Linked DNA regions of Mus musculus: regions 1 and 3 are each linked to region 2. The links are chromatin loops, found by intact Hi-C in ENCODE. Cell type or tissue: left cerebral cortex. All regions are shown on one strand. Each heading gives the region's core, and the rest is flanking DNA. Links, peaks and the distances in the headings are about the cores only.

The links. Hi-C counts contacts between places; a loop is a spot of excess contacts. Peaks named below come from ENCODE experiments on the same cell type or tissue, not always from the same donor. Only the 100,000 strongest peaks of a DNase experiment are listed, where the experiment ranks them.
Region 1: it touches region 2 in a loop (4-fold over the local background); 17 of 42 quality-filtered maps call a loop at or near these places.
Region 3: it touches region 2 in a loop (5-fold over the local background); 2 of 42 quality-filtered maps call a loop at or near these places.

Annotation. Positions count from the first base shown.
Region 1 is chr12:12,309,336-12,316,254 of GRCm38, reverse strand. The region is part of intron 2 of Cyria (CYFIP related Rac1 interactor A); the gene reads right to left. Among named protein-coding and RNA genes, the nearest start is that of Gm34407, 23 kb to the right of the region's middle. In left cerebral cortex, for the core only: a CTCF peak has its summit at 2,610 (motif pointing right); DNase peaks (open chromatin) are centred at 2,604, 3,201, 3,928, 4,295 and 3 more places; H3K27ac peaks cover 4,579 bases.
Region 2 is chr12:12,259,977-12,264,976 of GRCm38, reverse strand. It overlaps Cyria (CYFIP related Rac1 interactor A), which reads right to left and starts at 2,800. Exons shown (of 12, transcript NM_001146119.2): 1 at 2,739-2,800. In left cerebral cortex, for the core only: a CTCF peak has its summit at 2,117; DNase peaks (open chromatin) are centred at 2,747, 3,190, 3,478, 3,807 and 3 more places; H3K4me3 peaks cover 3,375 bases; H3K27ac peaks cover 3,861 bases.
Region 3 is chr12:12,191,664-12,198,647 of GRCm38, reverse strand. No RefSeq gene overlaps it. Among named protein-coding and RNA genes, the nearest start is that of Gm40838, 42 kb to the left of the region's middle. In left cerebral cortex, for the core only: no CTCF peak of the experiment used is centred there; DNase peaks (open chromatin) are centred at 1,790, 2,436 and 3,399; H3K27ac peaks cover 2,247 bases.

The sequences.
Region 1 (6,919 bases), core at 1-5,000, 51 kb before region 2:
TGAAATACAAAACATTTTTTTTTTCCTCTGAGTTTTCTGGATCCTTGCTGCTCTAAGCCTAACGTAGCAGCCTTGGCACCCACTCACAGATTCATCACATCTACAGAACTGCATGCCCTGCGTCTGTATTAATGTTCCCCAGGTGCTTCAAGGTTGGAGGCCACTGCACCCCACCCAGGACTTGAAATCCCACCATCAAATTCCCTTTTTAACCTTGTTTCCCCTGACGGCTCTCATGCTGGTTTTATTTGCATTTAGACTTAGAAGTAGGCTCATTGATCGATCTTTGCCCCAATGAAAATGTCCACAGGGATAAGATCTGTGAGTGGGCCTACAGGCTGTGCCTTGGGCTGTCGTTCCACACACCATTTCCTTCCTTGAGCTGAGAATGCATGGCTATAGTCAAAACCCTTTCCATTATCAACACTGCTGACTCTCCTGTCTACATTCACACACACACACACACACACACACACACACACACACACACACACACACACCTGGTGATCTCCCATACCCTCTACACGGTATACTTTTACGAGATTCCAAGGCAAAACTCCCTTCATAAATCTTTGCTATCGAAGGAAACTCAGGCTAGCTTGGTGACACAGGCTGGCTTGGTGACACATGCTTGTCATCTCATCACTTGGGAGGCAGACACACAAAAAAGATCAAGTTTGAGGTCAGCCGGGGCTACCAAGTTTGACCCTGTGGCTTCAGAAAAAAAGCAAAAGAAAAAAGTCATTTTGTTCAATGTGATACTTTGAAAAAGTTAAGAAAGCAGAAAAGAACCAGTCCATTGTATGAAGCAATTATTTCATCCAGTCCTAGCATTTTATACTCACTGACCAGGCAGCTGGGGACAATCTGAACAGAGACCAGTGGCCCAGCCCCTGGAACCTGGCCCGGGGGTGGGGTGGGGGCCAGTAAAGTGCCCCCAGTAGACAGCATCTTCCTCCCCTTCTAGGCCCAGCACGTTGGCATGGTGATGTCTGCGACAGGCTTAACTTGATTCATCTCTTCCCGTTCCTTCTATTATCACTGTGTGAGATCCTGCCCCAGTAGGACAGAGAAATCCTGAGGGTAAGATCTGATGTCATGAAGGGAACAGGCAAGTCTTTGTTGAGCTCTTCAAGGGTCTAGGCCAGCCGGGCTCAGGCTGCATGCACAGGGAGGGACAGGGAGTCTGCTGGGCCAGTTCAGGAGCCTAGTGCTGCAGCTAATTCCCTCCTGCTGGGATCCCCCACTTTCACATGCTACGTCCTCCTCCTCCACTGAAGAGGGATTATAGCCAAGGCTTCAAAGTCCCACCGACTATAAAAAAATAAATAAATAAATAAATAAATAAATACCCCCCCCCAAAAAAAAAAAAAAACCACCACCACCACCAACAACAACAAAAAATTCCAAAAACAAAATCCTCCACAGAACAGTTTTCCCTCCTGGCTGATCTTTCCCACTCACAATGGCACCTTAGGCCTGCGTCACCCTCAGACCACCCCCTCTGCCCACCACTCCCTCAGCCTACTGATTTTGTCCTGCCCCTCAAGCTCCACCCATCCTCTGAGAACTCCCTTGGTTCAAGAATGCTCCTTCCTCTAGTGACCTGACACCCTCCCTTGGTTGATGCTGCAGGCCGCTGATACCTGACAGGGTTTGCGCATCATCACTGTTGCTGTTCATTTCCGTGTGTTCATTCCCTGGGACTTCAATATTCTATACACGGGAGCTGCTGAACGGGCAGGCATTCAAAAGCTGAATGGCTCTGCAGAGCAAAAGCCTTCTTCTAGGAGGAAATCCCAGAGGCTTTAGGTCAAAACCCAAAGAATAAGCACTAGCTGAGTTCTTATGTACTCCAGACACCGCTGGCTGGGTGCATTTGCATGTATTAACCCATTCAGGGACGGGAGCCTTCATGTGCACGTATGTGTGGCTCTTTTCTCATTTTATTTCTGTAGATGCTCAGGATTCAAGAGCTGGGAGAACATAGCTATAAGTGCTCCTCGAAATGCCACATTATATATGAATTATGTAATGGCTGCTATTTGAACCAATTTCAACCATCCCCTAAGGTGTACACTATTTGCAATATGGGAATCCTGGGAAGTAGGTGAAAATGACTCTGCTAACGTCATCAAGTTACCAGGCTGTCTGTATCCCATGTGTTTGCAAATCCAGACAGATGGTAGGCTGCCACGCCTTTGCTTCCTTGAGCCTGAAGGCTCACCAGGGGTTCTGGTGAGGGACAATGATGGCCAAGCAAGAGTCCTTAGTTGAAATACAGCTGGAGCCATTCTATGTGGCATCTGCCAGCTTGCACCCACTCCCAGCCCCGGGATGTTTTCTGGTATGACAAGTTAGCTAATATCTCCATCCCAGGGCCAGAGGGTTGGCATCTTAGGTGGCTGAAAAGACAGGCTGACTCAGCCTCAGGGCTTACCAAACCCCCTGATATGCTTCTCCTAGTTCACAAGCCAGAGGAGGAGACACACACATAGAGCCTCAGTGTGTACAGGGGCCCAAAAGACAGGGGACTGCAGCTGAACTGCTGGCTCCCAGTGGCAGTACTCCCTCTGCCCCCTCTAGTTTCTCTTCTTCCTGTGTCCTGTAATACTGAGAAGTGCCACAAGGAGGCAGCACCATTGGAGGAAAAAACAAACAAACAAACCCAAACCCTTTGTCACCCAGAAAGGGTTACTTAAGGTGCACTATCTGGGGTGGATTTGGGGGATTAAAGGGGCATATAGCAGGGCTGATCAGGAGATGCCTATGAGGGCTCCTGACTAAGTAATGGGGGAGGTCATGGTGAGTGGGGAGGGGTCTCGCTAGGTCTCCATAGAAACATCTGAGGAGAATGCCAGCCCAGCCCCTCCTTTCTCCATGTCAGTCCTTCCTAGCATCCTCTCAAATCCTTTAGTCAAAGGAAGACCTCACTCCCCATTAAGAAGTGGGTGATAGAAAATTTGGCCTGAATTCTCTTGAGAGGAGAGAATTCACAAAGCCAAGTGAGTATCCACCTGCAACCTCAGCCCACCAGGACAACTTGAATGCCAAGAAGCAAGAACCAGGTATGCCCTTGCTGCAGGGAGGGAAATGAGTCTTCAGGAAACTCCATCAGGGCAGCAACACAAGCAGCCTTCAGCGCCTCACTGTTGAGCTGTTCGTGGCCATGAGAACCAAAGCCTGGCTGGGTTCAGCATGAGTCCACAAGAACAAAAAGCTGCATGGCATCTGGGGCTAGACCCAACCTCCTCATGTGCTAGTGAGTTTCCTGTCCCTGGAAGCTGTGGGCAGACACCTGCATGGCAAGGGATGCATTCTGAGAGTTTGCAGATCTGCATCTTGTCTGCCATCACTCTCTGAAGTTCTGCATCTGAGAGCATTTGGTAAGGCATGGCCAAGGACACAAAAGGACGTCATCTGACCAGAAACTCTGTTCATAGAAAGGTTGACAAACCACGGAAGAGGGCATGATTTGGATTTGGATTTTCTAAGAGCTGTAGAGCCTTGGGTGAGCTGTGTCACCAGAGCTACACTGTCTTTGAGACCCAACCCACTGCTCTCTCTTCGTGTAAAAATAGCATGCAGGGTACTGACCTTGGCACATCTAAAACAGCATGTAGGTGGTCAGGTTAATTCTCATCCCCCTATTCGTCTTCCTGCCAGCAAAGGCCATGGAAAGTTGATTGAACAAGGCTCTGTGCTAGGTTCTCAAATAAATTGAATACGATGTATATAAACACACATATACAACCATAGACAACATGTATATAGAATGTGCATGCACAAACCAATCTCGTATATCTACATACATGTCTCTTTCTGTCTCAGCCTGTCTCTCTCTGTTTCTCTGTCTCTCTCTCTCTCCTAGAGAAAGGGAGAAGGGTTGGTTTGCATACTCACAAGGCAGCAGCAGGTCCCTCTCTGGGATGCTGCATTTTATCACTAGGGACCTACAGTGAAACCTGGAAAACAGAGATGGACACCATTGCAGCAGCAGCTGCTACTTCTGATTCCTCATCCTCCTCCTCTTCCTCCTCCCTCTCCTCTTCCTCCTCTTCTCCTCTGCCTTCCTCTCCTCCTCCCTTCTCCTTCTTCCCCCTGCTCCTCCTCCTCCTCATCCACTTTCTACTTCTTTTTTTGGTGCCTCTAATCTCATTATGCTTACAGATTCCTCCATGGGGTCAGGGAGGAGATCAAGGCAAATTAGTCAATTTGCTGCTTGTTAGTCACCGCTGGGAACAGGTGGGAGGATGAGGAGGCAGCTCCTAATGGATTTTTAAAAAGCAAGTTGAGGCATGATCTTCGCATGACAAGTTCTCTCCACTCCTATCTCGGAGACTGGAGCGTTGGTCCCTATTTATAGACAGTGTTTCTGTACCAGACGTGCCTCTCTCCCAACCCCTAGCTCCTACTCATTCTTCAATGCCCAGCTCATATGGACCCCATGAAGACCTTCTCTGCTAGCTATGGAAACAGACAGCATGCCTCGCAGCCTGCCCACATCACTCTGTCCATGTCAGGGTTCCTACTTACGAGCCTCAGCTCTGACTATTGGCTCCCTTGTCTCTTTTAGAAAATTGTAACTCCTTGAGTATATCCCGTTATTGGTATTTACAGGCCGACCTCAGTGCCTGGCTGAAGGAAAATCACACCGTGTATTTTTACAAATGCCAAGTTTATAAAGAGAAACTTCTCTTTTAGTGTCAGTGGACAGAGAGTTAAACGATGGAAATCATGCATTTATTTTCTAACTGAAGAAAAAGTTAATGGACCCGAATTCTATCATCTCTGCCTCTACAAGAATAGTATGAATGTTAATCAGGCAGCCCACCTATTAGAAAGAAGGCTTAGCTCCATCCATCTCTCACAGCAACTGGTGTGCCAAGACAGTACCCTACCGCTGTGCCCCTACTCACTGGGTGGTAGAGAGGGCCCTTGTACCCATTGCCCACCATGAAGCCTCTGTACAATTTGAATATCTCCTTTAGACCTGAGAAAACTGTATCTCCCAAGAAGTAGAAGAGGAATAAAGTTAGAATTCAAATGAATAAGGAGGGAGGGGGCAAAGGAAATCAAGTCCTTTATTTTCTCTGAAACCCTGGTCCTATCAGGCTGTCTTACTCAGGGTTTCTATTCCTGCACAAACATCATGACCAAGAAGCAGGTTGGGGAGGAAAGGGTTTATTCAGCTTACACTTCCATACTGCTGTTCATCACCAAAGGATGTCAGGACTGGAACTTAAGCAGGTCAGGAAGCAGGAGCTGATGCAGAGGCCATGGAGGGATGTTCTTTACTGGCTTGCTTCCCCTGGCTTGCTCAGCCTGCTCTCTTATAGAACCAAGGCTACCAGCCCCCAGATGGCACCACCTACAAGGGGACCTCTCCCCTTGATCACTAATTGAGAAAATGCCTTTCACTTGGATCTCATGGAGGCATTTCCTCAACTGAAGCTCCTTTCTCTGTGATAACTCCAGCTCTGTCAAGTTGACACAAAACTAGCCAGTACAATTGACCCCTTGTCAACTTGACACACAAACACATCACTAGTAAGCCTCAACCCTTACATTCTTATTCATCCCCAAGATCTAAATAACTTTAAAAGTTCCACAGTCTTTACATATTAAAAGTTCAATCCTTTTAAAATATCCAGTATCTTTCAAAGTACTTTAAAATTCAAAGTCTCTTAACTGTGGGCTTCACTAAAAAACTTCCTTCAAGAGGGAAAATTATCAGGGCACAGTCACAATCAAAAGCATCCAATGTCTGGGATCCAACTCACGATCTTCTGGGCTCCTCCAAGGGCTTGGGTCACTTCTCCAGCCCTGCCCTTTGTAGCACACACTTTGTCTTCCAGGCTCCAGCTGCCTGTACTCCACTGTTGCTGCTGTTCTTGGTCGTCATCTCATGGTACTGGCATCTCCAAAATGCTGTTGTCTTCCACTGTAACTTGACTTCAATAGCCTCTCATAGACTCTCTTCACCATGCCCAGCCTCAACTCCTTTGCATGTCCCCTTCAGTCCTGGGCCTTCAATTGCAACTGAGGCTGCACCTTCACCATTGGCCTTCCATGGCCTCTCACAGTGCCGAGCCTCAGCTGCTCAGCATGACCCCTTCATGCCTTCAAAACCAATACCACGTGGGTAACTCTTACACATTACTAAGTCCAGCCACAGCCCAAGGTACAACCTTGGCTATCTCTGGAACACAGTCTCTGTGCTCTCAGAAAACACTTCCCAGAAGATGTCACCTCAATGATGCTGGTCTCTTCTTTTTTTTTTATTGGGTATTTATTTCACTTACATTTCCAATGCTATCCCAAAAGTCCCCCACACGCTCCCCCACCCACTCCCCCACCCACCCACTCCCACTTCTTGGTCCTGGCATTACCCTGTACTGAGGCATATAAAGTTTGCACGACCAATGGGCCTCTCTTTCCACTGATGGCCGACTAGTATTTTCTCTAGCTCCTCCATTGGGGGCCCTGTGATCCATCCAATAGCTGACTGTGAGCACCCACTTCTGTGTTTGCCAGGCCCCGGCATAGTCTCACAAGAGACAGCCATATCTGGGTCCTTTTAGCAAAATCTTGCTAGTGTATGCAATGGTGTCAGCGTTTGAAAGCTGATTATGGGATGGATCCCGGATATGGCAGTCTCTAGATGGTCCATCCTTTCGTCTCAGCTCCAAACTTTGTCTCTGTAACTCCTTCCATGGGTGTTTTGTTCCCAATTCTAAGAAGGGGCAAAGTGTCCACACTTTGGTCTTCGTTCTTCTTGAGTTTCATGCGTTTAGTAAATTGTATCTTATATCTTGGGTATCCTAAGTTTCTGGGCTAATATCCACTTATCAGTGAGTACATATTGTGAGAGTTCTTTTGTGATTGGGTTACCTCACTCAGGATGATGCCCTCCGGG
Region 2 (5,000 bases), core at 1-5,000:
GGAGGGGGTGTCATGTCTCTGAGATCCCTGCACTGTACCTGGTACATAAATATGAAGCGTATAAGTAAGACTCCATGAAGACTCCACAAAATAACTTGAAAAAAATGCCACTAGTCTTGAATGATTATGACTTAAAATCCTAAAATTTTCAACCTGCCAACAGTGGCTCAGACATCTCTTTAACCTAAGATCTCCCAAGAAAACCTAAGGTGCTTAAGGTCTTTCAGCCTTCCAACGATTCAAATCATAGCAGGTAGTCTAATCCATTTCACTCTAAAAGAAGAAGCAGCACCCAACAGGAAAGATAAAGATGCTTCAAGTCTATTTGAAAGATAGAATGAGGTCCATGTGAGTGAACTGACTTCCTCTGGGTCAACAGCTGACCGAGAGGCTGTTGATACCCTTGTCTGTACATGTTGCTCTAATTCAACAAGCCGGAACTTTGCCATACAAAGGGGAGAGAGAGAAAATGCAAGGAAGAGAAAAAGAACCAGGAAGGGAGGAGCAGCTTCACCGCAGACTGTCGCGAACAGGGGACAGTGGGTGACAGATTCTATGGACTGGGTTAGCTCTCTGGGAACTCCTTACTCAGGGCTGGCTCTCTGTCCTTGAGTCATCCGGTTGCATCTAGGCCCTGGGAGCATAAGCAAAAGCAAACTGAATTCCTCTCAGTGCTGAGTAAAAACAGGAAGTCACAAGTGGCTTCACTCTGCTCTCAACTTGGGTCCCCAGCACTTGGGGTTCAGGATGTCCAAAGGGCATGGGAGGCAGCATGTATTGCAGGGTTAGGGGACTGGAACCCTTCCTAATTACTTCCTGGTGCAGGGAAGTCCTTTAGGAGACGGATCTGGGAGCACAGCAGGATGGGAGGCAGAGAGACCCATGTTTCAGCTCTGTGACTACCCTTCATTGATCAAATCTGAGAGCTGACTGTGTGCTCACATCAACAGGAGCCCATGGGAAACAGCTCACTTGCTCTGAGATTACTTACCTCAGATGCAAAGTGAGAGATGGGGGCTACCCTTCCCCTAGAACACTAGCTCCCCAGTGAGCTATCACAAGTGTTTGACATATCCAGAAGGATGCTACCAAACGGGATGCTACTGTCCCCTCCTCAAAGCTTGAGAGCAAGAAAGTGCATGGTAGCTTTATCCCACCCCTGCTTGTTCAGTATTCTCTCCTCACAGGAGCTAGGGGCCCACAGGAGGTGAATTCTGCCAGCCCCCAGCCTGGGCCCAGTGCCCATGTTTATGACTGTTTATTTCAGAGCAAGTAGAAAGAAGAAATTAGAGCCATAAAAGACAGGACAACAGACCAATAAAAACCAGCTCCCAGAAGAGTCAGGGGGAGGAAGAGGCAAAACTGTCACCATAGCAACACAAGACAGTCAGAAACAGGCAGGAAAAACAGCCCCTGGTCTGCCTCCTCTCTTCACACGAAGCCCTCACAACCAGTGTGTGAAATTTAGTCTGACTGGGAACAATCCTAACAGGCTGGTCTTCCCAAAGCTGAGGCCTGGCTAGGAGCCACCCTCCTCTTGCTGCTATGCACAGGTTCTCAAACTGCATGGTGCTAACCCAGCTTTCCCTGAGCCCTGGAGACTCAGCACTGTGCAGATAGCATGGGACAATCTGGAAGAGGTGATGATTGGTCAGAGTAGGGAAAGTTTCTAATAAGAAAACCACTAGGCTTCAGGGGAGCCCTATGAGCCTGGGGTTCTCTAAGAAGTAGGCAGGTAATCACCCGCATAGGAGGAGAAAGCATGCCCAGAAAAACTCAGAATGGTGGTTCTATCAGTACTGGACCCTTCCTCTTCCAGTAATGGCTGACAGGATTCTGGGGATCGTCACAGAGATGTAGGTTGGGGGCGAGGGTGAGAGCTTTAGCAGATTTAAATGGCAAATGCCCTAGACCTCGTCTCTGGGGACATAGGCCAAGAAGTTTAACAGCTTGGAAAAGGAATAGGGGACAGGCTGGCACATTTTTGTCAAAAGGTGTTCTTGCCAGTCTCTCAGCTGGCAAATAAGACAGGTGTGTCTACAAAAAAGCATGGCTGGCCTGAGACCAGTGCCTCGGGAAGTGGGTCAAATTGTTCCCGAAGCTCCAGCTTGGAAAAGTCTCCTCCTGCTGGACTCTAGTTAGGAGTTCTGGCATGAGGGGGAGTGAATACCGCGGAGGCGAGGAGGTCCTAGGCACAGCAGTTTGCCTGCTGGCTAAGCACCTCTGTGGCAGGTGGCAGCAAAAGGGTACAGGTGTGCAGGGGCCAGAACAGGCTTCATCCACGCTTGGGGCTACAGAAATATGGGGAGCAGAGGCATGGCCCTGGCAGGGGAACCCGGAGGAGGTAGATCGCGGGTCTCCTGAAGAATAGCTTTGGAGATGAAGGTTCGGGGGAGGGGCGGGGGGGTGGCGGTAGGGGTGGGAGTGGTTGAAGGGTGAAGGGACTCTTCTGGAAAAGAAATAAAATCAGGAGAGAGACCCGGAGAGAGGGAGCAATGGACGCACAGACCTCTGTGTTCGGGAACCAAGAAGAACAGTTCAAGACCGAGTCGTGAGCTAGCTGCCTCCCTCCCTCGCCCGGGGCTGCAGGGCGTCGCGAGCCGGACGAAGAGAGCCACAGTCGCCCCGCTCCACCAAATCCGGCGCCCGGGAGGCCCTTGTGCCTCCGCAGCGCCTTTCCCTGCCAGTCCCAGCCCGCGATCCCTGCCGCGCCCCAGCCGAGTCCGCACCACGCTCACCGGAGTCGCAGCCGCTGTCGCCGCCTCGTTCCTGCTCGGCCGCCCGCTCCGCTGCTGTGGATGCCTCTCCGGCGGCAGCCTCAGCCCGAGAGTCGACTTCCAGCCCCGCCCCGCCCCGCCCACGGCCCGCCCCACGGCCCGCCCGCCCCTCCCTGGCTTTGGAATCCCACCCTGCTGTCACCCGGAGGGCCGGTTCACTTCTAGCCAGGCTAGGCACTAGGATCTGCACCCAGGAGTTAGCACTGTACCTCCCAGCTAATGTTAATACTCTCTGCCTGGACCACTTGTCTTGCTATTCACTAGGAGGCCTAAATTCCTTCATTACCCACTTTTCCCCTCAGACAAACAAAATACAAACAAAACACCCCCAAAGACACACTCTCCATAGGCCACTGGCATACACTCACACTGATACTAGTGCTCCCCCTCCCTGGCCCCAGGTTACTTTGGATGGTGAACCTGCTTGCTCTCACACTTCCCTTGCCTGTCCTAGTAACACACGCCTAGCTTTAAAGGCCACCGTTATTGAATGTGATCCCAAAAAATGTCTTCCCAAATGATGCCTAGCCTATGAAATGCAACGGTCTTCTAAACAGTGAATTTAAAATTCTGCGAGGTAAGGAGAAAGTAGCTTACAGCTCTCATTGTCACAGATCATTGTTTTAAAACATCTGCCGAGGAGGTTTTGTACAGAAAGGGAGATTCCGGAAGCCCAGAGGACCGAGCTGTGCCAAACAGGTTGTGAGTCAGAGCCCCTGTATGTGTGTTTGCCTTGCAGATACCTAGGTTGGCTGCTCTTTTTCCCAGTCAGCCAACCAGAGAAGATCATTATACAATTTATACAGTATTAAACCTTCACAGTGTGTCAGGCCTTGTGCTGACAGCCATGGCTTCTTTGGGTAGTGAGTTTGTGGGTTGGGAACAGGAGGAAAAGCCTGGGGCTCCAACAGTGGAAGGTGCTTCAGGGAGAGCATTGCTCTATCCCCTTGCTTGAGGCCAGTATGAGTCCCCATGACAAATTTACTCCGCCTAAGTCTCCTGAGGCTCTTGATAGTCTGCGTTTCTGACAGGCTCCCAGGAACTGCTTAGCAGTAGAGTGTTTGGTTCAGTTTTGGCAAGAATTCAGACAGGATCTAGACAGGCACAGTCTAGTTAGAATAATATAGTCTCCTACATGGAAATGGTCCTTGGGTTGCATAAGTTTCTCAAGCTCCCTGCCCCCCACCTGTACTCATCTTATTTTTTGTCCATCTGAAGACAGTTTATTTTATGTTATTATGGCTCTATTAGAATTTTTCTTGCCATGACCTTAGCTTTGATTTGTTTGTCTGAAACACACAGACACAGATATACACAAGTAGACACATACACAGACATAGATACACACACACACATACACACACACATACACACACACATATACACACACACACACACATACACACACACACACATACACACACACACACATACACACACACACACACACACACACACACACACACACACACCTCCGTTGCACCTTTTCTCCTTTACTTATCCTGTCTGCCTTCAACTTTGGCCAGGCTTTGGGGAGGTCATGAATGAATCAGCCCCAGATAACAAATTGATACCTGGAATACTATATCATCTTGGAAGCTGAGCAGACCTTTCCATCTCTAGGAACACAGCTCATGTTGGTGAGTAGAGATTACTTGGTGTGTGCGAGTTCACTTTAGCACACTTGGAGGCGGCTTCTGTCTCAGTAATTGAGGGATACCTGGGTAGTATTGCTGAGTCCATTACGAAATAATAGGGCTTTCTAATTATCAGTGTGGAATTTAATAATTAAGTGTTTCTTAAGACACAATAATCAGATGAAATAGTCTTTCAACTTTATCAGTAATGCTAATGACAAGTTCAGAAGCTGTCATAATAAAGATTACAGTGAAATTAAACTGTCAATTAGGGGCAGGTGAGTTGAGACTTTGTTTTGGGTGGTATTCATTCACAGTATATACTGGTTCACATGAACTGAGCTTACTATCTAAATTCAACTAAATTCAAGAACATCCTTTTTGAGTGGTGGGTTTTTGTTTTGTTTTATTGTTGTTTTGATAGACTACATCAACTAAATTCCAGGAACTGTACCAAGGGATGGCTGAGGGCTTGTTCCAGGCCTTTGATATTCTGTCAGACCAGGCTATAACAAGGTGGAACAGGAAGGAGGATGGAATTAAAATGTTGCCGCATAGACCTGGAATAGAAGAAATTTACCATAAG
Region 3 (6,984 bases), core at 1,211-6,210, 68 kb after region 2:
GGGCAGTGACTTGGCATGAATTTACTCTTGCACCTGTGCACATTACTTGTTTACCAGTTAGGCACAGCGGAGGCTCATGATGGCGATTGCTCACGGCTCTCCACACTGCCCCACCCAGGGATCCATCCCATAAACAACCACTAAACCCAGACACTACTGCAGATGCCAAGGAGGTATGGTTTTCTGTCAAGAAAACCATACCTGGTGTGTGAGTTTGGAGTTGTCAAAAGCCTGTGCCAGGCCCTGTCTCTATCACTCTCTGACTGCACCCTCACCTACTGCTCCAACACTTGCCTGTAAGCCACCATGTTTTCTGCCATGATGATAATTGGACTAAATCTCCCAAACTGTAGGCAAACCTCCAATGAAATGTTTTCTTTCACAGGAGTTGCCTTGGTCATAGTGTCTCTTGACAGCAATATAACAACGACTAAGATAATGACTCATATAGGTTCATGAATTCTAGGAGGATGGCAGACATCTTTGATTTGCAGCTGTAGAAACTATGTGCAGGCTCTACCAGGCTTCTTTTACATGCACACTACATTATGAAAATATACATGTTTTGGGAACTGTTGATTCTGCAATAGCAATAGACTAATCCAAACCTAAGTCATTGCTTAGGGTTAAAGTCAGTCCTGACAAATGATAGCAGTGTCACAGCAGATCAATAATATGTTTGGGATTGTATATTAGCCATTTAGCAGGATACTACTTATTTGGTTAAATATAAGTTGCCTCTTTAATATCAGGCTCTGGAAAACTGCCTCAGATTATGTAATCTTTGGGTTTTGCTATTCTAAGACAGAGAGAGAGATCCTAAGGACTGTTTTAACTCCTACCTTCCCCATCACCATCTAGGCTGCATATTGTGGTAAGCACAGAGTCTGAGGACCAAAAACTGAGAAACAAAATCAAACAGCAATGACAGGAATCAGTGAATCTCAAAGCACCAGAAAGCCTTTGCTTCTTACAGGGATGGATAATAGTTGTGCTCATTGAGTCCTGAAGTTCCACGTGGGCTCTGGCTGGACCTGCCAAGGTAAATGGCGCACCACAGGATAGGGGATGCTAGATCCCAGTGAGGGAGAAACTCACTAACTTCCATGTCTATACAAGCAGATGCATTTTCATATTTAAGGTTGAAACCACAACTTTTTCTTTTCAATCACTAATGTACATGAAGTAGCCCAGCTCCACACTCTAACATTAGCCTCCATTGCTTCTCTTTGTCACTCTGTCTAAGGATGAAGCCTAAATCACCAATACATCTCGCACTGTTTGTCTCCACTGTTACTCTTCCTATTCTTATGAACACACTAGGGTTCTTTGCCTCTTATTCTCTTGTTGGCAGCACCAATCTCTTCACTCCATCAGAGGCATGTTCTGTTACATAGAGGCCATTTTCAGTGACAAAGAGGAGACAAGCTCCCAGACAGCATCTAGTCTACCCTATCTAATGAGTAAGATCATCACGCTGCTTGTACGTTTCACCATTTATTAAATATTTAATAAAGAGACAGAGAGATGAGCATTTTACATGCAGTTACACTTCTTCCTAGTTTCTTTACAGTTTCCAGGTGAGAAATTAAAGCCTGAAGAGATTAATTAATTTGTTCTCCATGAGGTACACATCACAAACTGGTACAATGTTAGAATTTCTACAGGCTGAAGTTTGCAGAACTTTCTTATTTTAGAGAAGAAAGCTCTAAGTGGGAAAGCATTTCTTCAGGCCACACAGATGGTTTATGGTTCAGTTCTCCCCGTGCCAGCTCCACTGGCTGACGCAGAGCTGTGCCTCTGTACTCCACTTAGTCCTGAATGCATTTGTATAAGAGGTGCAGAGCCAGTAGCAACCCCAGTACCAGAGCCTCCTGCCAGCTGGCCACACTTGTGTGTGGTCCACTTTGGACATTTCTGCTTGCTACAATTTCCTTTTCATTTGTGCACGGAGTCATAGCTCAGAGCAAGAAGGAACAGGGAGAGGATGCTCAGGGCCAATGCCTTTAACCTGAAAACCCATTAACCTCACCTGGGAAAGTTTTAGAAATTATGTTAAACTAGGGTTCTGGTTTAATGGTATGGGGTGTGATCCAGGGTTGTCGTATTCTTGACACATTCCTGGTGATTCCAGAGTACAATCAGGGTGGACGTGCTTTGCTGAAGTCTAGGGACCTTCCCCTGTTCTCAACTTAGAGAGAAGCATCCTGTGCCAAGATCCAAGCATTCAGTCAAGCCCAATTTGGGGGTCTAATACTGGTGATTCTACAGCTCACACCCCTGCATTCCAAAAGGGAAGTGATCCCTATATACCTCATGCCAAAGTTCTTTCTGTGCCCCTCTTCCTTGGCCCATGAGCCCAGAGCACAATCAAAAGCCCACAGGAATGTAAAATACCATTTCAAAAAATGGTTGGGGATGGTTTTGGCATGTTAGACTGCCATCTGGAAGTAACCATAGACAAGGAGCCTTAAGAAGGGTGTGAATACATCTAAATGCACAGTGAAGTCTGGGAAGCTGACACTGGACTGGTAGGATGCTCAGTTCTTGTGGGACCTTTTTCCATGTGGTGGGCAGTGGACTTCTTGAACACTCACATGGTAGAGAGAACACGAGCTAGTTCTTTTGTCTCTAACAAAAACACAATCCATACATTCAAGCATTCATAAGGTGCTACTCTCATGATCTAGTCACTTCTCTCATGATCTAGTCATTCTGATGATCTAGTCACTTCTCTCATGATCTAGTCACTTCTGATATGTCTGATATGTCAAAACATTTAGAGTTTTATTATGGGGAGGGACACATTTAGTCCATTTTAGCCATAGACGCTGAGTTATAATAGACTCTTTGGGATGTTATAACAAGGTTGCTGAGGATCTGGGGTTGTAATCAATATGGTTTCCACTCTCTCATGTGTTTACTTCAGAGCTCAGCCTCTATCTCCAATCCCTATCATCTCCATGTACTTGGAATCTGGATTGACCATACTCTACTTATAGGCTAAGATCTGACCACACACTTTATACTGCTCACATCACTTGCCCCCAAGATTTCAGATGAAGTCCATCATAAATATTGATTAGACAAAAAAACAAACAAAAGAAAATTTAAAAAGCCATAGTTATAGAGAATTAGTGGGGCATATTAGACTTTGTTTTTCGCTTTAGATCACAAGACTTTAAAACTTGATTTGCAATTATGAACAAAGAAGGAGGGAGGGAAGAAAGAGGCAAGGAAAGAGAGATCAGTATGGGCATACCGGTTTTAACAGTGTTTTAAGAAACTCATCACTTTTGCTCTGTAATTTTCCCTGGTTTCTGTTCTGCCTCTGTCTCCACAGAGACCACTCTGGGCCCAGTAACCATGGTGATAGAAGAAAATGAGAGCAGATGGGAGCTTTTCTTCTAGAATTTAAACACCCTCATGCTGTGGGGAGATACTCAGGGAATAAGGGAAGGAGAGAGAAGGAACCTGAGTTGAAAGGGAAAAGTTCCAAAATGCTGAGCCCATAAGTGGATTGTGACAAGGATCCAAGGCATATTTATGCTTTTGCTGTCATTTCAAGCTCTTCTCCTTGACCTCCTTCAGGATTTGTTCCATCCTCTTATCTTACAGCCAGGGGCCATTTGACAACCTCAGTTCTGGGGACATTAGATACAAATGTGGAGTTGCAAGCATTTGGAAAGCAAACTTAAGCACATTGTTAAGGTATCTGTAATGGTGTATTCTTCATTTTGAACAGCAAGGGTCAGACACTACGGCAGCTTAGGTATTTGTGAGATACAGAGGCCATCAAATCCTAGGGATAGGATATTGGAACTGTGAGTACCCTGTTACTTTCTCAGAAGGCTTTGGTCAATCTCTTTTCCAAGGGTCTTGTTGTATTTTAAGATTCTTTGAGATGTCTGTTAGTTCTTAAATTATGTGGAAAAAATAAATTGTGTCGGGGAAAAGATCTTAGAGAAATGTAAGACATTTTGTTTGGTGTCTGCTTAGATCTGACAGGGTCACACCAATAAAATATGTGGTAGATGGTCATGCAGGCAACCTGAAAGAATACAGAGGAGTGGAAATGTGAGAGCTCTTTGTAAAGAGCTTTGTCTTTCTTAGTATAACTCTCAGCTAATGGGAGAAAATAACAGGTCATTTTACCCATCACCAAGGGACAAGAATATCCATGAACCCACCAAAACAGCTTAACCCCATTCCACTGGAATGTAGGGAAACATGATAGCATGTGCCTGACTCAGAATAGAGGTCATAGTGGCTGCTGTAATATAAAGGGGCAACTGGATGGGTGGTGAACATGTGAAGTGGAAGGAGGAGGAGGAGGAGGAGGAGGAGGAGGAGGAGGAGGAGGAAGAGGAGGAGGAAGAAGAAGAAGAAGAAAGGGGAGGAGGAGGAAGAGGAAGAAGAAGAAGAAGGAGGAGGGGGAGGAGGAGGAAGAGGAAAAAGAAGAAGAGGAGGAGGAGGAAGAAGAAGAAGAGGAGGAAGAGGAAGAAGAGGAGGAGGAAGAAGAAGAGGAGGAGGAAGAGGAAGAAGACAAAGAAGAAGAAGAGGAGAAGGCAGAGGAGGAGGAGAAAGAGGAAGAAAAGGAAGAGGAGGAGGAGGAAGAGGAGGAAGAGAAGGAAGAAGAAGAAGAAGAAGAAGAAGAAGAAGAAGAAGAAGAAGAAGAAGAAGAAGAAGAAGAAGAAGAAGAAGAAGAAGAAGACGACGGAGCACCCTTTTTGGGCCGCAGACAGCCCGCCACCATCCCGACCAGAGGACAGGTGTCCGCCTGGCTCAAAAGGCCTCAGCCTCAGTAGCAGCGGGCGCCACCTTGGTTCCGGGACTCCACCGAACTTAGGAAATTAGTCTGCACAGGTGAGAGTCTGCACCACAGAAGCTGACAGCTTCTGGGACCTGCCAAAGCAACACAGCTTCTGGTAAAGGTCCAGTTTTAGGCCTTCTTCTTCGGCCAGGAGGAGGTTCAAACACAAGATATCTGCACACCTTCCCTGTAAGAGAGCTTGCCAGCAGAGAGTGCTCTGAGCACTGAAACTCAGAGGAGGGAGTCTGTCTCCCAAGTCTGCTGATAGACAGTAACAGAATCACCAGAAGAACAATCTCTAAACAGAGTCAACTATAACAACTGACTCCAGAGATTACCAGATGGCGAAAGGTAAACGTAGGAATTTTACTAACAGGAACCAAGACCACTCACCATCATCAGAACCCAGCAATCTCACTTCACCCAGTCCAGGGCACCCCAACACACCCGAAAACCTAGACCCAGATTTAAAAGCATATCTCATGATGATGGTAGAGGACATCAAGAAGGACTTTAATAACTCACTTAAAGAAATACAGAACACTGCTAAAGAGTTACAAGTCCTTAAAGAAAAACAGGAAAACACAACCAAACAGGTAGAAGTCCTTACAGAAAAAGAGGAAAACACATTCAAACAGGTGATGGAAATGAACAAAACCATACTAGACCTAAAAAGGGAAGTAGACACAATAAAGAAAACTCAAAGTGAGGCAACACTGGAGATAGAAACCCTAGGAAAGAAATCTGGAATCATAGATGTGAGCATCAGCAACAGAATACAAGAGATGGAAGAGAAAATCTCAGGTGCAGAAGATTCCATAGAGAACATCAGCACAACAATCAAAGAAAATGGAAAATGCAAAAAGATCCTAACTCAAAATATCCAGGATATCCAGGACACAATGAGAAGTCCAAACCTACGGATAATAGGGGTGGATGAGAATGAAGATTTTCAACTCAAAGGACCAGCAAATATCTTCAACAAAATTATTGAAGAAAACTTCCCAAATCTAAAGAAAGAGATGCCGATGAACATACAAAAAGCCTACAGAACTCCAAATAGACTGGACCAGAAAAGAAATTCCTCCCGACACATAATAATCAGAACAACAAATGCACTAAATAAAGATAGAATACTAAAAGCATTAAGGGAAAAAGGTCAAGTAACTTATAAAGGCAAGCCTATCAGAATTATACCAGATTTTTCACCAGAGACTATGAAAGCCAGAAGAGCCTGGACAGATGTTATACAGATACTAAGAGAACACAAATTCCAACCAAGGCTACTATACCCAGCCAAACTCTCAATTACCATAGATGGAGAAACCAAAGTATTCCACGACAAAACCAAATTCACACATTACCTTTCCACGAATCCAGCCCTTCAAAGGATAATAACAGAAAAAACCCAATACAAGGAAGGGAACCTCGCCCTAGAAAAAACAAGAAGATAATCCCTCAACAAACCTAAAAGAAGACAGCCACAAGAACAGAATGCCAACTTTAACAACAAAAATAAGAGGAACCAACAATTACTTTTCCTTAATATCTCTTAATATCAATGGTCTCAACTCCCCAATAAAAAGACATAGACTAACAAACTGGCTACACAAACAAGACCCAACATTTTGCTGCTTACAGGAAACTCATCTCAGAGAAAAAGATAGACACTACCTCAGAATGAAAGGCTGGAAAACAATTTTCCAAGCAAATGGTATGAAGAAACAAGCTGGAGTAGCCATCCTAATATCTGATAAGATTGACTTCCAACCCAAAGTCATCAAAAAAGACAAGGAGGGGCACTTCATTCTCATCAAAGGTAAAATCCTCCAAGAGGAACTATCAATTCTGAATATCTATGCTCCAAATATAAGCGCAGCCACATTCATTAAAGAAACTTTAGTAAATCTCAAAGCACACATTGCACCTCACACAATAATAGTGGGAGATTTGAACACACCACTCTCATCAATGGACAGATCGTAGAAACAGAAACTAAACAGGGACACAGTGAAACTAACAGAAGTTATGAAACAAATGGATGTGACAGATATCTACAGAACATTTTATCCTAAAACAAAAGGATATACCTTCTTCTCAGCACCTCATGGTACCTTCTCGAAAATTAACCACATAATAGGTCACATAACAGGCCTCAACACATACAAAAA